Linked DNA regions of Mus musculus: regions 1 and 3 are each linked to region 2. Evidence: chromatin loops called from intact Hi-C (ENCODE). Cell type or tissue: left cerebral cortex. All regions are shown on one strand. Region 1 overlaps Tpm1 (tropomyosin 1, alpha). Region 2 has its middle 61 kb from the start of Gm30936. Region 3 overlaps Tln2 (talin 2).

What was found. Peaks named below come from ENCODE experiments on the same cell type or tissue, not always from the same donor. Only the 100,000 strongest peaks of a DNase experiment are listed, where the experiment ranks them.
Region 1: it touches region 2 in a loop (3.0-fold over the local background); 4 of 42 quality-filtered maps call a loop at or near these places.
Region 3: it touches region 2 in a loop (5-fold over the local background); 13 of 42 quality-filtered maps call a loop at or near these places.

The regions. Positions count from the first base shown.
Region 1 is chr9:67,039,387-67,047,386 of GRCm38, forward strand. The region is part of intron 2 of Tpm1 (tropomyosin 1, alpha); the gene reads right to left. Among named protein-coding and RNA genes, the nearest start is that of Tpm1, 5.8 kb to the right of the region's middle. RefSeq lists an enhancer at 1,280-4,135. In left cerebral cortex, CTCF peaks have their summits at 4,682 (motif pointing left) and 5,734; DNase peaks (open chromatin) are centred at 1,898, 3,044, 4,614, 5,124 and 2 more places; H3K4me3 peaks cover 4,342 bases; H3K27ac peaks cover 4,156 bases.
Region 2 is chr9:67,629,187-67,637,186 of GRCm38, forward strand. It overlaps a transcript of Tln2 not described here. Among named protein-coding and RNA genes, the nearest start is that of Gm30936, 61 kb to the right of the region's middle. In left cerebral cortex, no CTCF peak of the experiment used is centred here; DNase peaks (open chromatin) are centred at 3,371, 3,534, 3,989, 4,222 and 2 more places; H3K4me3 peaks cover 2,709 bases; H3K27ac peaks cover 2,013 bases.
Region 3 is chr9:67,311,665-67,319,664 of GRCm38, forward strand. Tln2 (talin 2) reads right to left here. Exons shown (of 58, transcript NM_001081242.2): 30 at 7,653-7,850; 31 at 6,519-6,658; 32 at 137-230. Among named protein-coding and RNA genes, the nearest start is that of Mir190a, 79 kb to the left of the region's middle. In left cerebral cortex, a CTCF peak has its summit at 3,896 (motif pointing right); a DNase peak (open chromatin) is centred at 3,906.

The DNA.
Region 1 (8,000 bases), 590 kb before region 2:
GTCCTGTGCCTAGAGATTACTACGATTTGGGTGGTCTGTGCAAAGGGGCAGGAACCACAATATAAATGGCAAGCTCCTCTCTTCTGCCATCACCACCCAATGAAGCTGACAGTAACTGCAGGAGCTGCCTAGCAAACTCTCTACGAAGACAGAGGGAAGGACCTCTGACTTAGTGCGAAGGCATGCTGGGAAGCACACCATCAATGCAAGGCAAGGCAGGACTGAACCCCAAGCCTTTTGGCTTCTTAAATATGAGACTGTGGAAGCTCCAGGTCGGTGATTCTCACCCCTGGAGTCTTGCTCTCTTAGACACTGGAGTGGAAGGTTCTCTGCCACCGCCCCCCCAACCCCCCAAGTAATCTGGCTACCATCAGCAGAGCAGTGCAAGAACATCAGCAAATCGTCTCAATCTTGATTTAAAAGGCAGAGTGTCCTAGTGTTTACCCATCAGCTGATGAAAGGACACCGATCTCTAACCTTCAAGGATGAGGTCAGCGCCTGGGAAACCCTGTATTCTGGCTCCATGGCCTCTCTTACGCTGGCCTTATAGAAATTTTGAAGATTTTTCAGGACAAAAGACAAGTTTGATTTCATAATGAAAGTCCCATCTCTTTCTTATTCTCCAGCCCTCCTTTTGAGACTCTGTTGTCTAGACGGGTTGTTTCTGCCTCAGCAGTTTAGCTGCAGAGATTACACGCACGGGCTACCCTCATTATTGTTCTGTGTCCACAGACCTACGCCCGTCACCTTTACCAGCTTTTGTTTACGGGTTGGGTCCCTCCACCCAGGGTGGAGGCTCTTCTAGATATTCCCTTACGGTCTGTCTTTCTATCACAGCACCCAAGACGTCTTAAGTACCTGTTACTGTCTGTCAGTACACGTCCACTGTCCTATGCCCATTCGTTATTTAGATGTAGACAGAAATAACAAGGCATTTGGGGGAGGGTCAAGACCCCAGATGCAAACTATTCCTAGGTACTTAAATCACCCTTAGTACACAGAGTTAGCTTTCTTCTTAAAGTGGCCCCTTACATCAACACTGCCAGCAAATCCTTTCCAGTGGAGTTGCTAGTTTCTTTTATTTCAAAAGTGCTATTGGACCCCAGCATGGTACTCAGAAAGAGACTGTTGTGTTGTCGAGACTATGAGCCCTGCTAAAACAGCCACCCAGTGCTCATACATGTGAGATCCTTAGTATTGTACATACTCCCTGACCCTCTTAGTCCCAGCTCCCACCTAGGAAGTCCTATAAGCTCACCATTCCTACCCTTCCCCCTGCCTCCCAAACAAGGAAGTGGCTACCTTCAGAAAAAACAGGCACGGACTATTTTCCTACCCAACAAGGTACAATGTAGAAGTCAGGCTGTCCCCACTCAAACGCAGCAAAATGTTATTCCAAACCAGAACTGAACAGAGCCTAAGATTTACATGAAATTCACATGTTATAACCAATGCAGAAAGAAGGAAATCCTTTACTCTGAAAACCAGTGCTCTGGAATATATTTCCAAAGTCCCGACTGAATCAGAGGAGGGCACGGAACGATCAAAGGTCAGATCCTTTTATTTCAATGTAAACTGTAGCCACACAGAGAGGGTTTCACCCTGCTTGCTGTGTAAGACCAAAGTGACTTAGGGCCAAGCTAAACTCCTGCCCTTATATGGTCAAGAAAGGGGGAAAAAAAAAAAGCACCCAAGGCATTAGGGCACTCCCATGGATAGCAGATAAACACAGCCTCTTCTATCTGGGCCAAAGCCTGTAATTTGTGAGACATGTTTGTGTAGCAAGAGGAGTCAGAGCAAGGTACTGAGGTGCCTTTGCTGTGACTGCATGAGAAAGGGGGAACCCAGAGGATCCTGACAGTCACAGGCACTCAGCAAGTACCAAGGAAAACACCGAGCATGCTCAGTTTCCTGCTTCCAGAAGAAACTGCCAACGCTGAGGACTTAGGAAAGGACTGGGGGGACGGGGTGAAAATTGGTTATTTCCCATGCTTAATAAAGGCATCCATTAAGCACTTCCAGGTCTCCTCATTGGCTAGGTTCTGCCCAGAAAGTTGGAAAGAGAATTGGCTTTTTCTCTACATTAAACACACACCCCACCACCCCAGCAAACCCTTAAGTCACAAGGCTCAGGGTCAAGCATTACATCAAGGAGAGCAATTTCATTCCAAGATTTTGAAGGGCCCCCACACCTTGGAAAACCAGGAGGAGGAAGGAAATGATACTTGCTCTTTCTAAGGTACGGCCCAGTTTAGTAGGGCCCATTAAGTCTGCCTCAGTCTCAGTACTTGAACCTGGGCCAACTCTACAGTGAATTTTTTTTTTTTTTTTTTTTTTTTTTTGCAGTGGCTCATGGCTTTGTCACTAAACCTTAATCTTTGCTTCCTAGAGAAACTGTTACTGCTAGCTTAACTCACAGCCTCAGATCCATCTAATAACAACCTAAATTGCCTCTGCCCATCTGTAGCTTTCCGTTTGAAAAGTCAGGAGCAACAACTAGCAGTTTGCAAGTGGCTCACCAGTGCTAAACCTCGGCTCTAAGATGCTATGGGGGTCCTGACCAATCGATCACCCTGCTAGATGATTCCCGGAAAACGGGGATTTAAAAAGGATTTAAATTGCTCTAAATGAAGGCACAAGGTTTTGAAAGGAATGAAAGCTCCAACCTTAGCGAAGTAGCCTGGAAACACTGTTATAAAAACGAAGTACAAAATAGCACGTGTACCTTTTACCACCAGTCACTAGGCTCCGAGTCCAGTGCCTCCTCAACCCAGTCCTTCCAGCCTGCCCACTTCCCCTCCTCAAGTTGAGAAAATAATTGTTGATTTAAAGCACTAAATGGGGGGAATTTTACGGGTAATGAAGTGAGTAGGGCTATTTTCAGGAGCTCTTGCCAAGCAATTACAGTAAAGAATGCTAAGCAAGGCGGTACTGGACATTGATAAAAACAGGGTGGTTTAAGTAGCACTATCTCCATGTGCTAAGCCCCACTGTGATCTCTTTACATACTAATCACATTTTATTCATAGGGACCGGAACCAAAGCTCCAACAGTTGTCCCCAGACAGTGAGGAGGTGGGCCAGGATTCAAACCCTGGGAAACTGGGCCCCAGTCTCTGCATCCTGTTCTTAGTTCACTGGTTCATAGCAGTTAGCCAGGCACGGATCAGAATTAATCTATCACCAGCCACCTTGAGGCCTTTATAGTGGGTCTTTTGCTGACTAGTCCTCTCAAGCGAATATTAAAAGTTATTTTTTGCCCATTGGTTTTAAAAATATCTTTATCTGCATTTTTTATCTTAAACTTCCTCTAGTTGGGTCTTCCTCTTAGGAAGACTTTCTTGGTTCTCTATATTTTATACAAAACATGTTAGGGAGTTTCTGTAAGACACCATACAACCATTCCAAACACTTAGCCAGAAGGAATGACTCAATTCAGCGTAGTCCTGTGCATATTAAGCACAGCTGGACACCATATTATTATTTTTTGTCATAAAGTTTCCAAGGTGTTTGAATACCTTGATTTTAACACATACACTCAAGACTAACAAATATCTAATATTCCTTTGAAACTCTGTTTCTGTTTGCTCGATACATTTGCCTTTTGAAGAAAGGAGCTAGGTGCTATGTTCAACGGGGGGGGGGGGGGGGTGTTAGCCAGCAAAAGGTATACTCAGTAGCAGTCGACATCTGGCCAACTTTTGTCAAAACTCGTTAGAAAGGGATATCTATTGTAGAGCGAGGGATATCTACTTGGGAGATGGGAGGGCTAAAAAAACCTAAGACTATAAGGGCTATGAGAGTTAGCTCTTCCCTCAGAACCTGGTCCTGTCAAGGTCTTTAACCTCCATAGAGAAACAGCTTCTAGGAAACACAGGATCAACAGAGACAAAAGTCCAGTATCCCAAGGCCCCGAAGTCCCAGTGCTTCTCCCCAGGGACTGGTCTTTAAAAGGAGGGCTCCTCCTTCCAACCCCAGTGTGAGTTAATAAATGGCAGCAGCGCAAAGTGCGCATCCCGGGGACCCATTTCATGGTCGCCCCAAAACCTCCTCATCGGCTCTCTTGCTCCCCCCCGGAGGTTTTACTCTATATCAAGGAGCTATCCCGGCAGGGCTGAGTAGTCGGGTGCCAGCTGGCCTAGGTGCGCCAGGTGCGGCGTGGGGGCCTCGGGGTGATGGGTGGGTCCCTTACGGTTTCCCGCAGCTTCCGCTCCTGGTCCAGCTCGCGCTGCAGGCTGCCCGCACGCTCCTCCGCGGCATCCGCCTGCTCCTGCAGGCTCCGGATCTTTCTCCGCACCGCCTCCAGCGAGCTGCTACCCGCCATGGCGAGGCGGTGGCTGAGGCTGTGCTCTGCCTCCGCGCTCTGCAGCTGCTACTGCTGCTGCCGCTACCGAGCCCAGGTCCGGTTCGTCCCGCCCAGGCCGGCTTTGTAACGCCGGCGCCCCCTGCGGCTAAGAAGCAGGCCGGAAGTCACGGCTCCTGGGCCGCACAGAGAGAGCCGCGGGCGGGTGCGCGAGCGCAGGGGACAGGCGCGGCGGGCAGGCGGGCGGGGCCCGGTGGACCCCGGGAACTAGCTGCCCATGGAACCACTGCGCGTGCGCGCGGGGATGGCTGGCTCTAGGCTGCTTTGCCTAGAGCGAGGCCACCGCAGGAGGGCGTTTGCATCCACTCCGCTGAGCCTGGGCCAAGTAGAAGATCTGGATGCTAAAGCCTATTGCGACTCCTGCTGGCCATTTGGAGCGCTCCGAAATCCCGATTCTCCTGAAGCTGAGTAAGGGTAGAAACCTAGACTTTGAACGTACCCTAAACGCTGTAAAGAACAGCATCATTCCTAATGCTAAAGGCATTGACAACTCCTGGATGCTCGGAGCACTCTGTAATCCCGATTTACCAGAGTCTGAACAGGTAACTTGGAGCCTGAAATATGAATATCCTAAAGATCCGTGTAAAGAACAACAGAACACAAGATTCTGACTAAAAGAACTCCAGAATCCAAACTATTTCACCAAGTGTAAATTACTAGCTGGCAAAGCGTAGTGGTTAGATCTCCTGTTCTAAATACAGCTTTTTTAAGGTTTGAATCTGGCTCTTAAGTCTCTGCTGGCTGTGTGCCTTTGGACAAATGACTTCTCAGGGCTTTATCTCTTAAAAAAACGAGTATAATAGTACAGGGCTCTTCACAGGGCTGTTGACAATTATCAGATGATATAAAACATTTAACAATGCCTTACATATTTAAGGACTCAAACTATATAATTAAGCACACATGCACTACCATAAGAGTTTGTCTGGACCCCATAACGAACTGTGCAACCTCAGGCAATTCAGCCTGATATCTGGAATCTGAGGAACCGGTCTGTACGACCACAGGAACCTGTGACAGAGCCTCTGGTTACCAGATGGAAAGCCACATGGACACACTCTGTTAAGAACCCATCTCTGCCATCCCTACTTGCAAATGTTTTTAAAAGCTTGTCAAGTCTCCGGGATTTTTATCCTGCACCTTTGTCAAAGAATCAATCCTAGCCTTGTTTAAATGTGTGGGAGTGGAGAATGAAAACGAAGGTAGAAAAAGAAAAGAAAAAAAAAAAAAACCAAAACCAAACCAAAACAAACAAACAAAAACCCTGCCTAGCCTGTCTTCCAAAGCTGGAACACCTCTGGAATTCCTAGTCGACTCTGGTCTGTGCTGAGGAAGCAAAGCCTGCGAACTCCAGCTAGGTCCCTCACATCCGGTAGGTGGAGCCTCTTGCTTGGTTTCTAAGCAGTCTGTCTGCAAGCATTGGTGGGTACAGATCCTTCCAAGAGCTCACAGATCATCTGCCTCCAACCTTGAGGATGCCCAGACAGGGCATCTGCAATCCTCCAAGAGCAGTCTAGGGAACAGACTGGCCACTTGCCGGTGCAGTAAGCAGTCACCCTAATAATTTAATGTCTTCCTTTTCAACTCCTCCTAGGATGTCAGTTTCTGGAGAGATTATTTTCATGCCGATGTCCTTAAAGAAGAGCTATGGGTTGTTTAGCTACCGGTTAGAATCCCTTGGTTGTTTAAGAAACACTGTAGCTAGGTCGCATCTGAAGAGATCCTGGTGTGACTCACTCAAGGGAAAACCTGAGTTTAGATAAGCCTGAGTCACTACATAAGGAAAAAACCTAGAGGGAAGAAGACTCACATCCTGTAAACAATCAGCTACATCACAGTTATTTGGGGGAAAGAGCCAAGATAATCGAGTCTTAACAGAACTCAGCCTCATTTAGGTGGGGGGTGGGGGGAAACAACAGTAAAAATACAAAACAGATTTCTGGGAGTATTAGCCCCCAAGTGACAGGCAGCCTTTTAAACTAAGGGTGGGGGTGGGGGAGACACTTCTGGACTATAGTTTCTAAAAGTAGGTTGGCAAATTGAGACAATGTTTTTAGTAATAATCAAAAATTATATTTTTAACACTAGATAGTAGACTGTCCCCACGGCAAGGAGGCTGGCTGCCTTCTCTCCAGCCCGCCTCTTTCCTCTGGTGACACCTGTCTCTCCCTCAAGTCTTAGCTATTTCAAGTGAGTCAGGATCTCTCTAAATATAACAAAAACAAAACAAAACTTCATAAACTTCCTTCAACATCCCGAGTCTCCAGCAGAACTTACAGTATTTTAAAGAGGAAGATGATCAATACACTAACCAAAAGAGAGAGAGATACACGCTCACACCATATTTAGAGACAGCTTTCCAGATCATAGAAAGAACCAAAACTGGCTCTAAGAACCTCCCTCCCCTCCTGGCTCCACCCCCACAGACGACTTTAAATAGCCTCTTTTCTACTTCTGCCCCACCCCATTCCAGTGCTCCCCCCCCCCATTTCTTATTAAAGACATGATTACCACTACATAGTTACAGCAATTATTATCTCTCCCCCTTAAGAATTATAGTAGTGTTTTTTCCCCCTCCTGCTTCCATTGGTACTGGGGCTATTTGCAAATTCTCTGAATTCCTTTCCTTATATGGAATATCTCTCCTTGATCTATCAGCGGCTCTTTTGAAAAACCTAAATAAACGTCCTGCAGGAGATTTTGGGGGTGACTGGGCATCCTCCATGGAGCACATACAAAGGAGACATCTGACCCACATTATACAAAACAGGCTCAGAGTTGTGAAGGCTTTTTGTTGTTTTTTTACCAGGTAGGTTTTAGCATGAGTTTTAGCTAAACCAGTGTTTCCCCCAAGACCCCCTTTCCAGAAAACTAAAATGTTTCTTTTTGTCTGATCCCAGTGTTGGTTGTCTGGTGGACCACTACCAAGAACACTAGATAAATCTCTAGCCTTTCATGATACAAAGGCTTGTTCAGACTTCAAAATCCTTGGGTAATCTGCATTACACATTCTCCAAAATAAATAAATAGATAAACAGAAATAGATAAACCGACCAAAAATTACAAACTGCGGTTGAACTTGGGGGTCTAGCCTCTGGGTGTAGCTTTCTGTGCTGCTCACACATTCTTGGAATTGTTATCAGTTTCTCAAGGAATTCTTTTCTAATTGAGCCTCTAGGCTTAATTGGCTTCTCCAGTGGAATGTAGTGGTGCGAAAAGTCAGTGCATTGGGAAACTGACCGTCAGCTTGACTTTCTAGACAGAAGTGGCTAGCTCTAGGGTGGAGAGGGTGCTTAGCAGAACTGGAACTGTGTCTATCACCCCCCTGGAAGCACGTCTGTGGTGGTTGTCAGAGGGCTGACAGGTGGGGGCGGGGCGGGCAGGGGGCAGCCAGCTCGCTATGCCATATAAAGCACTGAGCTATATATAACTCCCTGCGTACTTTCTGGATCTAGTGCTTCAGACTGCAGACCCAAGCAAGTATCACCTTCCCTGGGCAGGTCTTAAGGCTTGTCTAGTGAGAAAAAGAGCCTCAAAGTGTCACAGTAGCCCTCAAATTTAGCGTCTGAAGTAAAAGGATGAGTCCATTTAAAGGCCAGGCTCTGTGGACTTACTCAGACTAGGTCCATCAGCGAAAA
Region 2 (8,000 bases):
CAGAATTACAGATAGTTATGAGCTGCCACATGGGTGCTAGGAGCAGAGCCTCAGCAAGAGCAGCCAGTGCTCTTAACCTTTGAGCCACACCTCTCCTGCCCACCTTCTGCTTCTGTTGTGGGAGTTGCCAGTACTCCCTTTGTGCATCCTTTGGTAGGTCTGGGTTCCAAAACCGGGTCAATCACACTTCCCCTCCCCCCACTACCCCACCCCCCCTCCACACTCACACACCTTATCTACTAGATAAACACAAAAACAAGAGCACTGCCCTCTAGGGATGAAACGTGTGGGGTGAGGGCAGGGTTACTTATCAGAGCAGCAAGATAAGCCCCCAAGAGCTTCTGCAGGACAAATGAATGGAAGACACAGAAGATTCCATTAGTTAAAGTCTACCGTGGAAGAGTCAAAAGACAACGCGAACGCTTGCAAGCTGCTCGAGGCTTTGGAACAGTGTCAGTTGGAACTGTTGGTTAAGAGCGAAACAAAATGTAGAGGGCTGACGCTGACGCTGACTTTGAAAATGCACTGTGAAATGGGCTGCAAAAGAGCCTGGTCTTAATTCATAGCTCAGGGCAACCCGTGAAGAAAGGTTCTAAGGACCATGTGACTCTTGTATTCAGCTTGTCCATCTTCAGGAGATGGCAAGTGCCAGGAAGTCAGAGGCTCCCAGTGCCTTTCACTTCTGCTTTACCCTCGACTGCCTTACCTTGTGAGTGCTGCCTGTTTATTGGGAAGGGGAGCAGCAGAGGCGTTTGGGAGAGTTCAACTTCAGGGAGAACATCTGGTTAAACCCACCACTTATCCCCATTATTTGTAATAGTTGTGTTTGGCTTATGTTTTAGCTAGTCTTGTTATTAAATATAAAAGCAATAGGATTACAAAGTTCTAGATGGGGTAAATACTGTAATTAAAAAGGCACCAGTTGGGTTTGTTAAACTATAATTCTAGAATGCCAGCCTCCTTGTTATGTTTTTCTTCTTGCCTTTAAACATTTTTTTGTACCTAATAAAAATTGTTTTTGAATGATTTAACCGGTTTTAGTACTTCCTGCTAGTCAAACACCAACCCAAATCCCCAAGAAAATAGTCGGACTCAAAAATTCTGGAGCAAGAATGTCACAGATCACAAGTCCCAGACACCATCCTAAGAGCCTGGGAATGCAGCAAGCACACACCACCTGTCACATGGCCTGGTAAACTGATAGGCAACTTTCCAACTCACAAAGGCACTTTTCTAGCCCTTTTGAAGTTACAAAATTTTACTAAGGGGGAAAAAAAATCAGGCACTTTGATCAAGCTATGAAGCTACGACAGTAAGAACCAGGCAAGAGAGAGTAAAACCTGGTTAATAATATCTGGTGAAAGAGGCACACAGAATTCACTAAGTATTAAGGTAGTACCATTGAGATTAAATATTAGAAGGCCTGAAATAAAGCATCTCTGGAGTTGACGAGATGACACAGATGGTTGGTAAAGGGCACTGGCCACAAAGCCTAATGACCTGAATTCAATCCCAGGGAGCCACATAGTGGAAAACCTGACTCCTCTGACCTCTAAATAAGGTGCCTATGGCTTTTCCCGACCCACCTGCGCTCGTACATACACACAAATAGATAGATAGATAGACAGACAGGCAGGCAGGCAGGCAGGCAGGCAGGCAGGCAGACAGACAGATGAATATGATTTTTTTTTTTTGTTTTTTTGTTTTTTCGAGACAGGGTTTCTCTGTATAGCCCTGGCTGTCCTGAAACTCACTTTGTAGACCAGGCTGGCCTCGAACTCAGAAATCCATAATATGATTTTTAAAAACTTTTTAAAAGCTCCTTTAAGTTAACTTTCATTGCATCACATCTAAAAGCTGTGCAAAATATATATGCAGCACACATCCAGACCAGCTCCTTGGGTAAAGGCACTTACAGCTTTTGCAGAGGATATGGATTTGGTTGCCAGCATCCACGTTGTGGTTCACAACCACCTACAACTCCAGTTACCATGGGATCCAACCCCCTCTTCTGGCCTCTGCACACAGGTGGCAGGCACATGCACATAAAAATAAATAAATTTAAAATGCCCTCTAGGGAACAATGTTGGCAAACAAACCTGGGCAAGGTGGATTTTAAACGTGCATGTAGCCTACAATGTACTGAATAAACTACTCGTGGGGATGGAGTTTGGAATTTTTTACTTCTCCCTTGGAGATACAAAGTCTGAAACACAAAGCCAAAACTGAGAGAGACCCGCAGGATCCCTTAGAACTTCCTACATAAATGAAAAGGTGTACAAAGGTACGGGGTAGACAGTGGCTAAGAACTCTCCGTTTCTGGGATTCAGTGTGCCACCTCTGAGCTAAGCCCAGAAAAGTCAATGTGATTTAAAGAGGGAGTGGGGAGGGAGGGTTCATCAGCTAATTCTCACCAACATTGGCTATTCTAATTTTGGTCAACTGTTATCTGGGACTTTTCCACTCTTCTAGGGTTCAAATTAAAAGGAAGAAAAGCATTCCTGCATGCACACGTGTACTGGCCTTCTCACAGCCAATGGCCATAGCCACCCTTCCTTCTCACTTTCTGCACAAGATCCCCACAGAGAGGAACAAGGAAGGTACAACCATTGAAAGGGTAACTTTCACACTGTGGCACTTAATGAAGCATATGGGCAACTGCTGACGTCAGGGGCTACATCTCCTTCACAAAAGTCTCTCCTCTCCCCAGACACCTCCCCCATTAGGTGTCTTTGGTCCTTCCCGAAATCTCTTCCAATGATGAAGACCCCAAGTGCTGACAGGACCTCTCTACTGTGAAGCTGTTTGATTAAGACACCAAGGAGAAAAGCTAACACATTCCTGCACTCAGCCAATCACAGGTCAGCAAACACATTCTGCCCTGCCCCCTTCACAAAAAAAGCAGAGGTCACTTTGTATGTACAGAAGTAAAGATTCCCCCACGGGTCCACTTCTAAAAACATCCGGGAGCTAAAACATAGAGAATGTAATTCCCTCTCCCAGGAGCTTCAGAATCTAAACTGTCACTATGAGTACCAAGGTGCTCGTAATTACGTGTTCTGGGGTGCGCTTCCTTGGAACACCATCCTACTACTCTTATCTTTGTGTCCCCCTACAACACCAAACACTTCAGCTCACTCCTCTTCCCGTTCTCTGGAAATAACCCGGACTTAGTTTTCATTAACTCAGCCTCCTCTCCTTCCATCTCTGCCCCATCACCAACAGCAAGAAAACAAGTTCTCCCACGTGTCACCTGAAGCCCCGACTTCGGGAAACGCACCCCTTTCCTCCACTATCCCCGCGCCAGAGAGAGCCCTGCAAAAAGCCTGTCGCCTGCACAAGCTAGGAGACGACAGGAGGCTTCAGGCTGATCCACATAAGCCAGGCCCTTGGCCAATCTACGAACCTACTTGCTTTCTCTCCAGCCTTGAGTGAGCTCCCGCGCCAGGTGGAGCACCCCGCAAGCCCCGGTGCTGGGGAGCAGGGTTGGGGGGGGGTGTTACTGAAGGGAACGCTCAACAACGTGCGCAGGCCAGGGAGAGGCTGTGCGCGCAGCTCCGGCAGAGCGCTGGTGGCAGTAGCTTGGGGAAAAGAGGGGCGTGTGCTCTGCGCCAAGCAGCCCCAAGCGCTACGGACTCCCCTGCTCTGTGACACCCGCGAGCCACATGCATCGGTCCCCTGCACCGCTCTTCGCCGCCCCCCCACCCGGGACCCAGCCTAGCCAGACCTGGGCGACGCGCTGCAGTCCGCGCGCCCTTGTGGGGACAGCCGCCTCTTAGCTCGCCCGGGCGCGCAAACTTTCCCAACGACAATCGCTCCGGCTTCCCCCGGGGGCTTCGGAAAGTGGGCGCCCCCCTTAGCCTCTGTAAAAACCCACTGAAAATATGGCGCCCTCGAACGTCGTTCCTTGGGCCCCGAAAAGCCAGTCTCCAGATCCCTCCCGATCCCCGCCGGCGCGAAATCTCAGCTCCTGAGGGTCGGGGAAGGAGACGAGAGGCCGCCGCACTGGGTCCAAACCCTGCCCTCGCTCTCCGCCCCGCGCTTTCCCTGAACGGTCCGCGGCCAGCAGCTGGTTGTTAGCGAGACGGCCAGGGAAAGGGGGAGTCCTGCAATCTGCAGGTCTCAGAGTCGGGGACTAGGAAGCATCCCGGGGTGTCTTTCTCCACGAGCCAGAGCGGGAGACTTGTTTGCAAAGTGGCGCTTTAAGTCGGGGCAGCCAGTGCTGGAATGAAGCCGCTCTGCTCTCCGCCAACTCAGTCGGCGCCGGGGTCACGGCCGGAGTCCAAGGGGCCCCTCGGTGCAAACCGGGCCGCTTTACCGACCCTGTTACTGGAAACCCGAGGACCGAGCCCGGGAGGGGACCAGCTGCTTAAGGCTAGGGATCAGCTCTCTGGCTCCCGCTGCAAGACTGTTTGCAAACCCGGCAACCGGCTTGAGTGCGGCGAAACCTACATGTGCAATAGACAGGTGCATTCGTTGCAATTTATTTTTCTTTTCTTGCAAAAAAAAAAAAAATACCCTCCTAAGCAATGAAATCTAGAAGCTTGACAGGGTTTTTCTACATTGACATCACTTACGAGATGCAAACCCGAGAAGAAAACCACCCACATATCCCTTCTGGAGAGGGGAGGGAAAAGGCACTGGAAATCCCTGCAGCGCGCATGCAGGCTGGAGAGCTGGGCAGCGCCACGCGCCGCGCCTTACCGCGGGGATGCAGCTACTGTCTCATTGCGGAGCGCCAGCCCACGAGTGCAGCCAGCTCCGCTCCCGCTGCGCCGCCGCCGCCGCCGCTGCCGCCGCTGCTGGCTCCGGGCGCGGAACCGGAGCCGAGGGCGAGCGCGAGCGCACGGCCCGCGAGCGCCGGGAGGGCAGGAAGCGCGTCATCACTGGGGGACGGCGCGGCGGAGCTCGCCACCCGGCTCCTGGGTGTCTGCACCCCGGCCGTGGGATGGGGGCACGCGTGGAGCTGTGGTGGGGGCCACGTGTCAGAGGAACAAGGGACACCCCCGGCTGACCCAGAATCTGGAGAGGGATGAGGCGGCAGGGGGACCAGGCTAGCATGAGGCCTCTGAGTCTTCTCAGCGCCGGGACCACGGGCCGGGTCCTGGAGGTTACCAGGTGTGGATCCAGCCATGAGGGTGGCGGGATGGATGCCAGTCACTTGGATTTAAGAAACGACTCTTCCAGGAAGATGGGTAGCAAAATGGGTGTGACTATTGCACTGATTTTTTTTTCCCGAGACAGCGTCACACTATGTAGACCAGGCTGGACCCAAACTCAAGATACTCCGCCTCCCCGAGTACAGGGATTAAAGACCTTTGCCACCACGGCCGACCGGCTGGGTGGCTTGCTTTATTCATACATTCATTCACTTATGTCTCCATCTATCATGTCCTGGAATTAAGTCACTTATGTATCCCTTGTATTTACATGAGCTCTGGAATGTTGGAATGGCAGGGTACAAAGTGAAAGTTATCCTAGGTACCAGTGTGGGACAGAACAAATCACAAAATCCCTTTCCTTTAAAATTATGATGTAGAGAGAGATGCTGAGAGGACAGATAAAATAAACTAACCAAGGTGTTGGTTGTGAAATTGTGGTTTGTTTTCTCTTTCTGCTTAATTCTACTTTTATTTTAAAGTTTTATAACTTTAAAAATTAATAAGAAAAAGTATCGATGGTTATTTTTCCTCAGCCCGATACAGAGTGACCAGGATAGACCAGTCTTCTCAAAAGTACATAGCAAATCTCTTCAGTTCCTCAAATGCAACAACAGCAACATTAGTGTCTCTCAGCTTGAAACTGTGGTCACTGTACATCCAAGAGTGAATCAACGTTGTAACATGAAACTATCTTGAAGGAGTCCATGGGGGCCTCGAATAAGCTTGGTGTAATGTGAAAACAGTTTAGTCTTAGACCAATGAGTCCAGACACCTTGAGGAAGGTGGGGTGGCTGTCAAATGACTCTTTCTCAGGGGTCACATATCAGATAACTTATATATCAGATATTTACTTTGCAATTTATAACAGTGGTAAAATTACAGTTATGAAGCAGCAACAAAAAATAGTTTTACGATTGGGGGTCACCATAACATGAGGAACTGTGTTAAAGGGCCCCAGCATTAAGAAGGTTGAGAAAGTCTTAAGACTAAAACATTGTAACTTAAACTTCCTTTGCATAGAATACACTTTATACATCAAAATCTTCAATCAGAAAACAAATTACTGGGCCACCTGAGGCAGTCCTAAAAGTTGCAGGACAGATTTTTCCCTGCCCCATGAATAAACATTCCTGTTCCCCAGACCAGTTTAGACATTGGCTAGGTTAGCAGAATAGAGGTGGCAAGCTATCTCACAGACTTTCAAAGCAAATATTTATTGATTTCGTTAAGACCTGGCAAGTTCATTAAATTGATGCTTGCTAAATTGTCCCTTAGTTTACTGAAAATAACAGCCATATTTTTTGTAGTTCAAGATCCAAGTTTGCATAAGAAGAAAGAATGAAGGTAAACTGGTCACAACTAAAGTCGTTTCTCTCTCCCATCTCCCACTTTGCAGGGCCCAGTAGCTTTCCATCAAAGCTTTTTTTCCCCCTTCCAGACAGGTTTTCTCTGTGTAGTTCTGGCTGTCCTGGAACTCAGAGGTCCACTTGCCTCTGCCTCCAGAGAGCTGGGATTAAAGACATGCACCGACAGCTCCATCAATTATCTCAAAACCAGTTAGTTTGCCTTTCCCCAAACCTGGATTTCAAGGTTTCTATCCTGTAATATATATTCTTCTCTAAGTATCTCTACAGTTTCCAGACCCCAGCAGTGAGGTGCTTGCTATTCAATAGATACGGCAAGCTCAGAGAGCAAGGAGCCTGTCTGCATCCCTGCCTAAAAGCAGTTTGGTATACAATGGGTACTCAATAAATTCTTCTTCCATAAAGCTAGGCTCTCTAGCTCTCTATTACTTTTTTTTTTTTTTTTTAGAATGGGTCTTACTATCTAGCCTTAGCTGGCCTGGAACTCACTATGTAGAACAAAGTAGTATTGAAATCCTACTCTTCCTGATTCAACTTCCCAAGTCCTGTTATTACAGGCAAGCTCTACTACACCCAGCTAAAATCAGTAACTTTTCTCTTTTTAAAAGAGCAGGTGAGGTCTAAGGAGATAAGTCAGCAGTTACAAATGCATAGTGCTTTGTTGGGTCTCAAAGAAAACTGGGACAAGTCTCACTAAGTACCTGTGGCTTCTCCCAGCACTTCTAACCCCACCCTCACCTCAAACTCTCCAGCCCAGGGGTCGGGCTTTCCTTCCCCAGCTTCTCTTTGCTATAGAAGTCAGTCATTTGGGGCTCTCTTGGTTCCCACATGCTCTCTTATCCTCTTGATCCATGGCTCCTCTCTTAGTCTGCTTGCCCCCTCCCCTTCTCTTCTCTCACTCTTTCCTCTCATGGTCCAGTCTGCTCTGCTGGCCATGTTCAGTCTGGACCCTTCCAGATGCCTCTGACTGCTCCCCTCTGCCATACCTGGGAGTGGTCATGTCCTCATTTCCATTCATTGTTCTTAAAGAAGACCGTAGTTCAGTTCACAGGACCTGTATCAAGTAGCTGGTAGCTGCCTTCTCTGCTCCAAATTCACTTTCAGATTCACGAGAGCGCACAGGCACCCACACAGAGACCTAAAAGATTAAAACAAAAACATCATAGCAGCTGACTCCTAGCTGAGGTATAGGTGTGAGAATGTTTATATGGCACTAATCTGATGGGTGCTATTCCACAGCCCTCTGCCATCAGGTAAACCCTCTTCCCTTGAAAGAAGTAGCATTTCTCCTAGAATTCTTCCCGTAGTTTGGTTTCAAACTAAATTTTCTGGACACTGTGACACAGGCCACTATAATGTTTCTATAACAACTCTACTACTTTAAAGCCACCCACTGTTTCTTTAGTAAAGCTAGCTAGCCAAATATTGTCATGTATTCATATATTAATCAACAATTTCACCAGTGGAACTAAAA
Region 3 (8,000 bases), 320 kb before region 2:
TTCTCTAGCTCCTTCAACCTAGGAGAGAGGCAAGCATAGATAGAAGAGAGACATGTCACCCACCATTCAGGGAAGAGGTGGCCCATGTGGCGGCCCGAGCAGAGTTCCCATCCCCATAGCCTTCCAGGACACTCACCTCGAGCTCACGCAGGGCGTTGTCACACTCCTTCTGCCCAGGGGCCTGCTGAGTACACAGCATGATGAGCTGATTGATGCTCTCTGTCACAGCTCTAGGAGGAACAGAGAGGGGCGTGGGCTTGGGTGTTACTCAGGTATGAAAGTCAGCCATTTCTTCTTCGTTTTTTTTAAATCTGAAATTAAGCTTTTTATTTATGTACTACATGCAAATTCAGTTTTTAATAGACTTTTTCTTTGTTTACATTTCAAATGTTATCCCTTTCCTAGTTTCCCCTCTGAAAGTCCCCTCCCCCTCTCCCCCCCAGCTCCCCAACCCACCCACTCCCGCTTCCTGGCCCTGGCAGTCCCCTATACTGGGGCACAGAGCCTTCACAGGACCAAGGGTCTATCCTCCCATTGATGACCGACTAGGCCATCCTCTGATACATATGCAGCTGGAGCCATGAGTCCCACCATGTGTTTTCTTTGATTGGTGGTTTAGTCCCAGATAACTCTGGGGGTACTTGTTAGTTCATATTGTTGTTCCTCTTATGGGGCTGCAAACCCCTTCAGCTCCTTGGGACCTTTCTTTAGCTCATTCATTGTGGACCCTGTGCTTTGTCTAATAAATGGCTGTGAGCATCCACTTCTGTATTTGTCAGGCACTGGCAGAGCCTCTCAGGAGACAGCTATATCAGTCTCCTGCCAGCTATCTCTTGTTGGCATCCACAATAGTGTCTGGGTTTGGTGGTTGTTTATGGGATGCATCCCTAGGTGGGGCAGTCTCATGATGGTCATTCCTTCAGTCTCTGCTCTGAACTTTGTAACTCCTTCCATGGGTATTTTGTTCCCCCTTCTAAGAAGGATCCAAGTATCCACACTTTTGTCTTTCTTCCTTCTTGAGTTTCATGTGTTTTGCAAATTGTATCTTGGGTATTCTGAACTTCTGGGCTAATATACCCTATTAGTGAATGCATATCATGTGTGTTCTTTTGTGATTGGGTTACCTCACTTAGGATGATATCCTCCAGATCCATCCATTTGTCTAAGAATTTCATAAATTCATTCTTTTTAATAGCTGTGTAGTACTCTATTGTGTAAATGTACCACATTTTCTCTATCCATTCCTCTGTTGAGGGACATCTGGGTTCTTTCCAGCTTCTGGCTATTATAAATAAGGCTGCTATGGAGCATATTTCCTTATTACAAGTTGGACCATCTTCTGGGTATATGCCCAGGAGAGGTATTGCAGGATCCTTTGGTAGTACTATGTCCAATTTTCTGAGGGTCCACCAGACTGATTTCCAGAGTGGTTGTACCAGCTTGCAATCCCACCAACAATGGAGGAGTGTTCCTTTTTCTCCACATCCACGCCAGCATCTGCTGTCACCTGAGATTTTGATCTTAGCCATTTCTGTCAACAACTGTTAAACACCTCTAGCAGAGATCAAATGACTGTTTACGCTCTGATCCCAAGGCCCCCCAACAAGCTCTCTCTCTACAACCTGAATAAAACACAGCCAGAGCGAGGAAAGGTAGATTCCCTACCATGCTACTGTCTGATTTCTCAAAGACTCTTAACAGTTCCCTTAAGAAATTCAGACTGTCTTCTGATATATTCATGAGAGACAATGAAGCTGCAAACAGCAGTGGTCTACACTGACACTAATTTCAGGACCCTACTCTAGCAGTCTTCAAGGAATAAGATTATCCAGTCAGCCTTGATATATTTTGATTATTTTCAAATACTTCAGATAGTAAAATGTGCCTGGGACTTAAAATATCTACTTACCAGTAAAGGATGAAAAAGCTATTAGGCCTGATTAGCTTTCCCAAGTTCTATTCTTTGAAATACCTATATTTTATTTTTTTACTAATACCAAGAGGATTACATCAGAGCCCATGGTATTGTTTTATGTGTATTTCTATTTTCAGAACCTATAAAGTAAACCCATTTTTTTTTTCCTGCAAAGATTCCACTCTCCTGAGTAGTCTCTGGCTTGCCATGTCCTGGATTATGGAATAATTTAGAAACTCAAATTCCATTCTGAGTTAGTTTCTACCAGGTGGGAAAGAGAAACTGAAGTTTTGCTTTGAGTTTAGGGATAAACAGAAGTCTGTTTTAACAGAGTCTGTTGAGACGCCATCTTTTCCCCACTGAATTGCTTTGTAATTACACTGCTGGCTACGTCTGTGGAATCTGCTTCTGTATTCTCTTCTGTTCCCCTGACCAGTGGTCTATTCTGTCTCTAATATCACACTGTCCACAGTGCTACAGTTCTATAGCAAGTCTTAGGGGGCTGGGGAGATGGCTCAGTGATTTAGAGAGGATGCTACTCATTCAAAAGACGGGAGCTTGGTTTCTAGTATCCATGTCAGGTAGCTCACAACTACATGTAACTCTACTGGCACCCACACTCAGATGTAAATACACAAGCATACGCACACACACACACACACACATACACATACACACACACCACAAAGTTTTAAAAAATTAAAAAGTAAGTCTTGGAATTGCATAGAAATGATAAATGCTGAGCCATTAGAAATGCTAATCACAGATATCATAATTGTACATTATACATATATACTGAATTATTATACTGTATCAATAAATATATAAAAATAGTATGTGTCAGTAAAAGCAATAAATCACCCAAGTTTCATAAATGGAAATTCAGAAAGAGGTGATGACTCCCTAATGAGAAAGCTATAAATAAGGTATAGGAAGAAGACTTAAATCCATGCCTGCCTATTTGACTCTAAAGCTGACCCAAAGCCCTCTTCTGCAGTGCTATGATAGGTCCAGACGTCTGGCATGGCTCAAAAGTCTATTCTCACTTCCTACCTGCCACAGCTGAAGAACAGCTAAGAGCAAGCAAGGCCAAAATAAGACCCATGTGGTTAGTGACACCATCTGAGAAAAAGGAGTCTTATTGTATTCAACAGGTTTCTCAGCTTGCCACAGAATATCAAATTAGATGGAAAACAACGTTGCCAACATACAAAGGCAATTAGCTGAAGTATGTGATCAAATATGGCTTTCCATTTAAGCTCAGCTAGGAAGGATGAGAAGAAGAGAAACACTCTCAAACTCAAGAGAGAATCCCAAAATAGCAGTTGTAGGATGGATGCTTATGGCTTGTTAAAAAGGGCTTTATTAGGGAGTCATTAGAAAGTACCATGTTTTCCTTCATGGTCAGGGTGATGCACAGTGACACCAATCAGAAGGGACAGTGCTCAGAGGGAACAAGCCCTTCCTGCAGCTGCAGTCCAGAATTTCCATTCCAGCCCCAAGTTCAAGGTGCTTCAGACTAACAAACCAACCTGGGTGGGGCGGAGTCAGATGAATGGTTCACAAAGGCCCTCCCGCTCCACCCACTTTGAAGACAAGGCCAGAGCCTGGCTAGCCACACAGGAGATGACTGAGATGGGCACAGGCAGTACCCAACTTCTTCCCACAGGTGCCATCAACCAAAGCTTATCATCAACCCCAAGATGCTGAAGTGGATTCCAGAGGTGAGGAAGAGATAACCTCATTTGTGCCCAGAGCACGAAGGGTCGCAGAGCCCCCAACAACAAGGGGTACAGTAAGGTTGACAGCACTAGCACATTCCACACCAGCACTTCCATGTGAGATGTTCTGAGTGCCTACTGGGCGTGGCGTTAACCCCCCCCCCCCCCCCCCCCCCCCCCACTGTCAGGCTGAAAAAGCTGGGTCACACAGGCTGGGAGTTTTCATCTGGGCTCCTGTTCTCAGTGTCACCACCAGGGGGCCTGCGGATAGCTGGAGCCATAATTCTTTTCTAGTCTGTGTGGCCTTCTGTAGCTGGCTTTTAAAAAACCAATTTATATTCTCCCCTTCTTCCCACAGTTTAAGAGAGTGAACAGCTCATTAAAGCTGGAAACTACAATTTGGAAATGATGCAAAAAATGAAGGTAATAAAAAACATTGGAAGTTCAGACACCTGGAAACGTCAGTTGTCTTCCCCAAAGCCTCTTGGCAGGGAAAAAAAAAGAAAAAAAGCATCCTTTCAAGAAATGGGGACTAAATAGAACAGACTCTCACCCTGTCCCCATCCCCATTGTCAAGGGAGGGCATTTGTTTACCAGAGAAATCACAGGAAATACAGGCTGGAGCAGGCTGATGGGAGGATACATTTTGTAGTCACTTAGAGCTCTGGCTACTGTTTGCCACCAAATGAGCCCACTGCTCCAAAGGTTCATACTGACTGTCACCTTGACAGGATCTTAGATTCACCTGGGAGATCGAGCACTACTCATGCCTGGGAGGAAGTTTCTGGATTGGGTTAACAGAGGAGAGAAGCCAACCCTAGCTGTGGGCAACACCATTCCATAGGCTGCACTTCTGGGCACCAGCATTCATCGATTGGCTCTCTGATAGCAGAGGCAATGTGACCAACTGCCTCACAGTCCTGCCACCATGACTATGCTGCAATGACAGGCTGCACCCTCAAGCTGCAAACCAAAGGAAATTCTTGTTCCCTTGGGGAAATTCTTGTTGGATGATACACTGTCACAGCAATACAGAAGCAAAATGATCAAACCAAGGACATGCAAGAGAACTGTCTAAGCCTCCACGAAAAAGACAGACAGATTTAAAAATTTTACTAAAGTCAAGAAAGGAAGAGAGACAGAGTGTCAATACTAGTACCATGAAGGCTAAGAACAGTTGAAGGTAGCTGACACTCAGGTCCCATTTCATAGGCAGCAAAGCTTGGGCAGGTTGAGCCAGCTGAACACCTGACCAAGCAGGTAAACTATTCAAGTGCCTTCAATTAGAATTCAGATTTTTGAATTCTGACAGCTTAAAGGCAGGAACAACAAACAAACAAGCAAACAACAAAAAAAAAATTAAAAATCAAAAGCAAGCCAAGTGCATGCCTTTGATTGTAACAGTGGGGAGGCACAGGCCAGTAGACCTCTGGGAGTTCTAGGCCAGGCTAGTCTACGAAAGGAGTTCCTGGCCATCCACAGCTACACAGAGAGACCCCGTCTCAAAATAAACAGATAAATAACAAATCAAAATGAATAAAAATGCAGGCAGAACTGAAGCTTATCACCAGTGTGCACATTTTGAAGTCTGTCCTATTCTGTTCCTCCAGTCACCTCTCAATTAATGTCCCACTGCCCTAGCAGTGTTATACATAAGTGACATAAAACAACACTGAGAATGTATACAACACCACAAAATCACAACGCAGCTTTTGCTCGAAGTGTGGGAAAATGAATGAGACACTGCTTGTGCAGATGGCCCTGGGCCATCACTGCAGCCCAGTGACCTGCAAGCCAACAGTCAATCCTACCTACTGAGCTCATGTGTCACAGTGGTGGCTACGGAGTAGAAGTCATATTAGATTCCTGAAGTGAGTGCAACTGGAGGGAAGTGTGCAGAAATCACTCCAAACTTGGCTTCGTGTTTTAAGTCGGTTCAAAACCAGTGTGCACCCACTGTCACCTCACTGGCCCTAGAGTGCCCTCGGCAAGTGATGGATAGATATGTAAAATCTAGTCCAAGATGGATGCCAGCATGTAGTGCATGCCCAGTGTCTACAAAAACGGCTTGAGCACTGCTTGTAAATATTTCCCAATGTCTATTTTAGTGAGCATGTACTTCTTGCACAATCTGAACAACATAAATCTGCTTTAAACAATCCATGTAGAGACTGGAAAAATGGCACAGTAGTTCGAAAGCCTGCTGAGCAAGCACGAGGACCAGTATTCAGATTCTTAGAACCTAAGTAAAGTACCAAGTGAATGTGGTGGCCCAACTGTAATTACAGCCTTGGCAGAAGGAGATGGGGGCGGGGCAGGGCAGGGCGGGGGGGGGGGGAGGGGGGCTGCTCAGAGCAAGCTGGCTAGTCTTATTGGCCAACTCTGGATTTGACTAAGAGACCCTGCCTCAATAAATAAGATGGAAGATCAACAGAGTGGGTTCACGGACTATTCCCAACATCAACTTCAGATCTTCATAAATGTGAATACATACCTGAATGCACATACATGCATGTACACACACACACACACACACACACACACACACACACACACACCATATTATACATAAGCATAAAAATGGAAAAGGAAAAATTATCATGATGGCTTAAGCCATCATGTTTACAGGTCAGTGCAGCCTAAGAAAGAACTGAAGAGTTCATCTAGAAAGATGGAAGACATTCTTACTGGGCCAAAGATACAGGAATGAGTTAATTTTACAAAATGTCAGAATTCCCATCAGTTTACTCTACGCCTGAGAACAAGACAGGCAGCAAGTCTTTGCTCAGTGAGAAACTGGTAGGATGTTGGGCACACCATTCAAAACAACAGAATCCAGAATGGCTCACACATCCACAAGGCACACCTTGTCCTGCTCTTACCTTGCAGCTGCAGCCAGGAGATTTTTTGCGTTGGGAGCTCCAGGATCTACAGAGAGAGACTTGGCGGCCAGCAGGAGCTTGCTGGACGCCATCGAGATATTCTTCAGGTTCCCTATCACTTGCATCTGGTCTTCTTTTGTCTGCAGAGTCAAAAGGAAACAGTCAGATGGGACTGACCACAGTTTTCCAAGAAGCAGCCAGGGAGCTAGGAGCAAGTCCCCAGGTGGAGGCAGAGACTGTATCGGGGCAGTCAGTCTGCAGACGTGTGACTAGTGTCCACTCGTCCTCAAACAGATGCTCAGAGATGCATGAGGCAGAGAAAGAAGTGCATGTCCAAGAGGGTCAGCCAGGAGTCCTGCTTTCTTGTTCTACGGGAGCGTTGCAGGGCTGGGAGGAGAACAACTGAGCCGCACCAGTACACAGACCGGACAGTGATTCGAGCATCTTGCTTAACAATGCTGGAGTTGTCAAGCATCTTGTACGTCCCAGCCTGGCACAAAGGACAAGCTCTGTGTAGATATTCAAAGCTGACAGCGTCCCAGAAGTTTCAGACTGGGGAAGGACAGAATTCTCACCCAGCTTGCTAACTGATAAATTACCTTTTGTAGAAAATGTAACAACAACAAAAAAAAAACCAAAAAACAAACAAACAAAAAAACCTCACCAAACTACCAAAAAACCAGTCCTGCAATCTGATGCCAGACCAGTCATGTTCCCTAGCTATAAACAAGTAGCTCATCTCTCCATCTGAATGAGGTCATTTTTAATCATTCGGAGGTCCCAGATGTAATTCATTCAAGTTGAGTTCACTAAACCACAAATACACATGCATGTGTGTGTACGTGTTCATGCATTAACTGACCTCAGTTCTGATAAAAATTCTCCTCGCTCCCAACCCCCCATCCCCCAACTCCGGTAAAGGATATAGGCTTTGGTGGTGGATCGTGGGAAAAAGTCACCATCATCACCGGGCATACCAAGCCTGTGAGGTCACAGAATTTCCAAGGCAGTCAAGGAAGGCGCTGCAGGTTGTTTTACAGGATCCTGTTCCCCATCCACCCAGATGCCCCCAGCTGGGTGGTCTACCAGAACAGGGAGACTCAAGTGAGCAGCACAAACCACCTTCCCACCCACCTGTGCCTGGCCAGCCATCTCAATGCCGGCATCCAGGAACTCGTCAAAGTCATCACTGAATTTTCCAGAAGCGGCTGCCAGCTCTCCACTCTGGCCCCTTGTGGCATGGACGACTTCCCCAGCAGATTGGTTCAGATCAGCAGCAGCCTGGTTCAGCTCACTCTGGGCCTCCTGGAAGGGCTTTGTGCTTGGAGGTAGCTAGGAGGACAAAAGGCAATGCCATGGGAAGTTTTACCTCGTGTAAGGGGCGGCGAGGGGGACTGTGGAAGGAACAGTGACTGCCCAGGGCTGTGCTTCTGAGTCACTCAACTAAAAGATGGCAGGTCCAAAAGAAACAAATGCTATCTG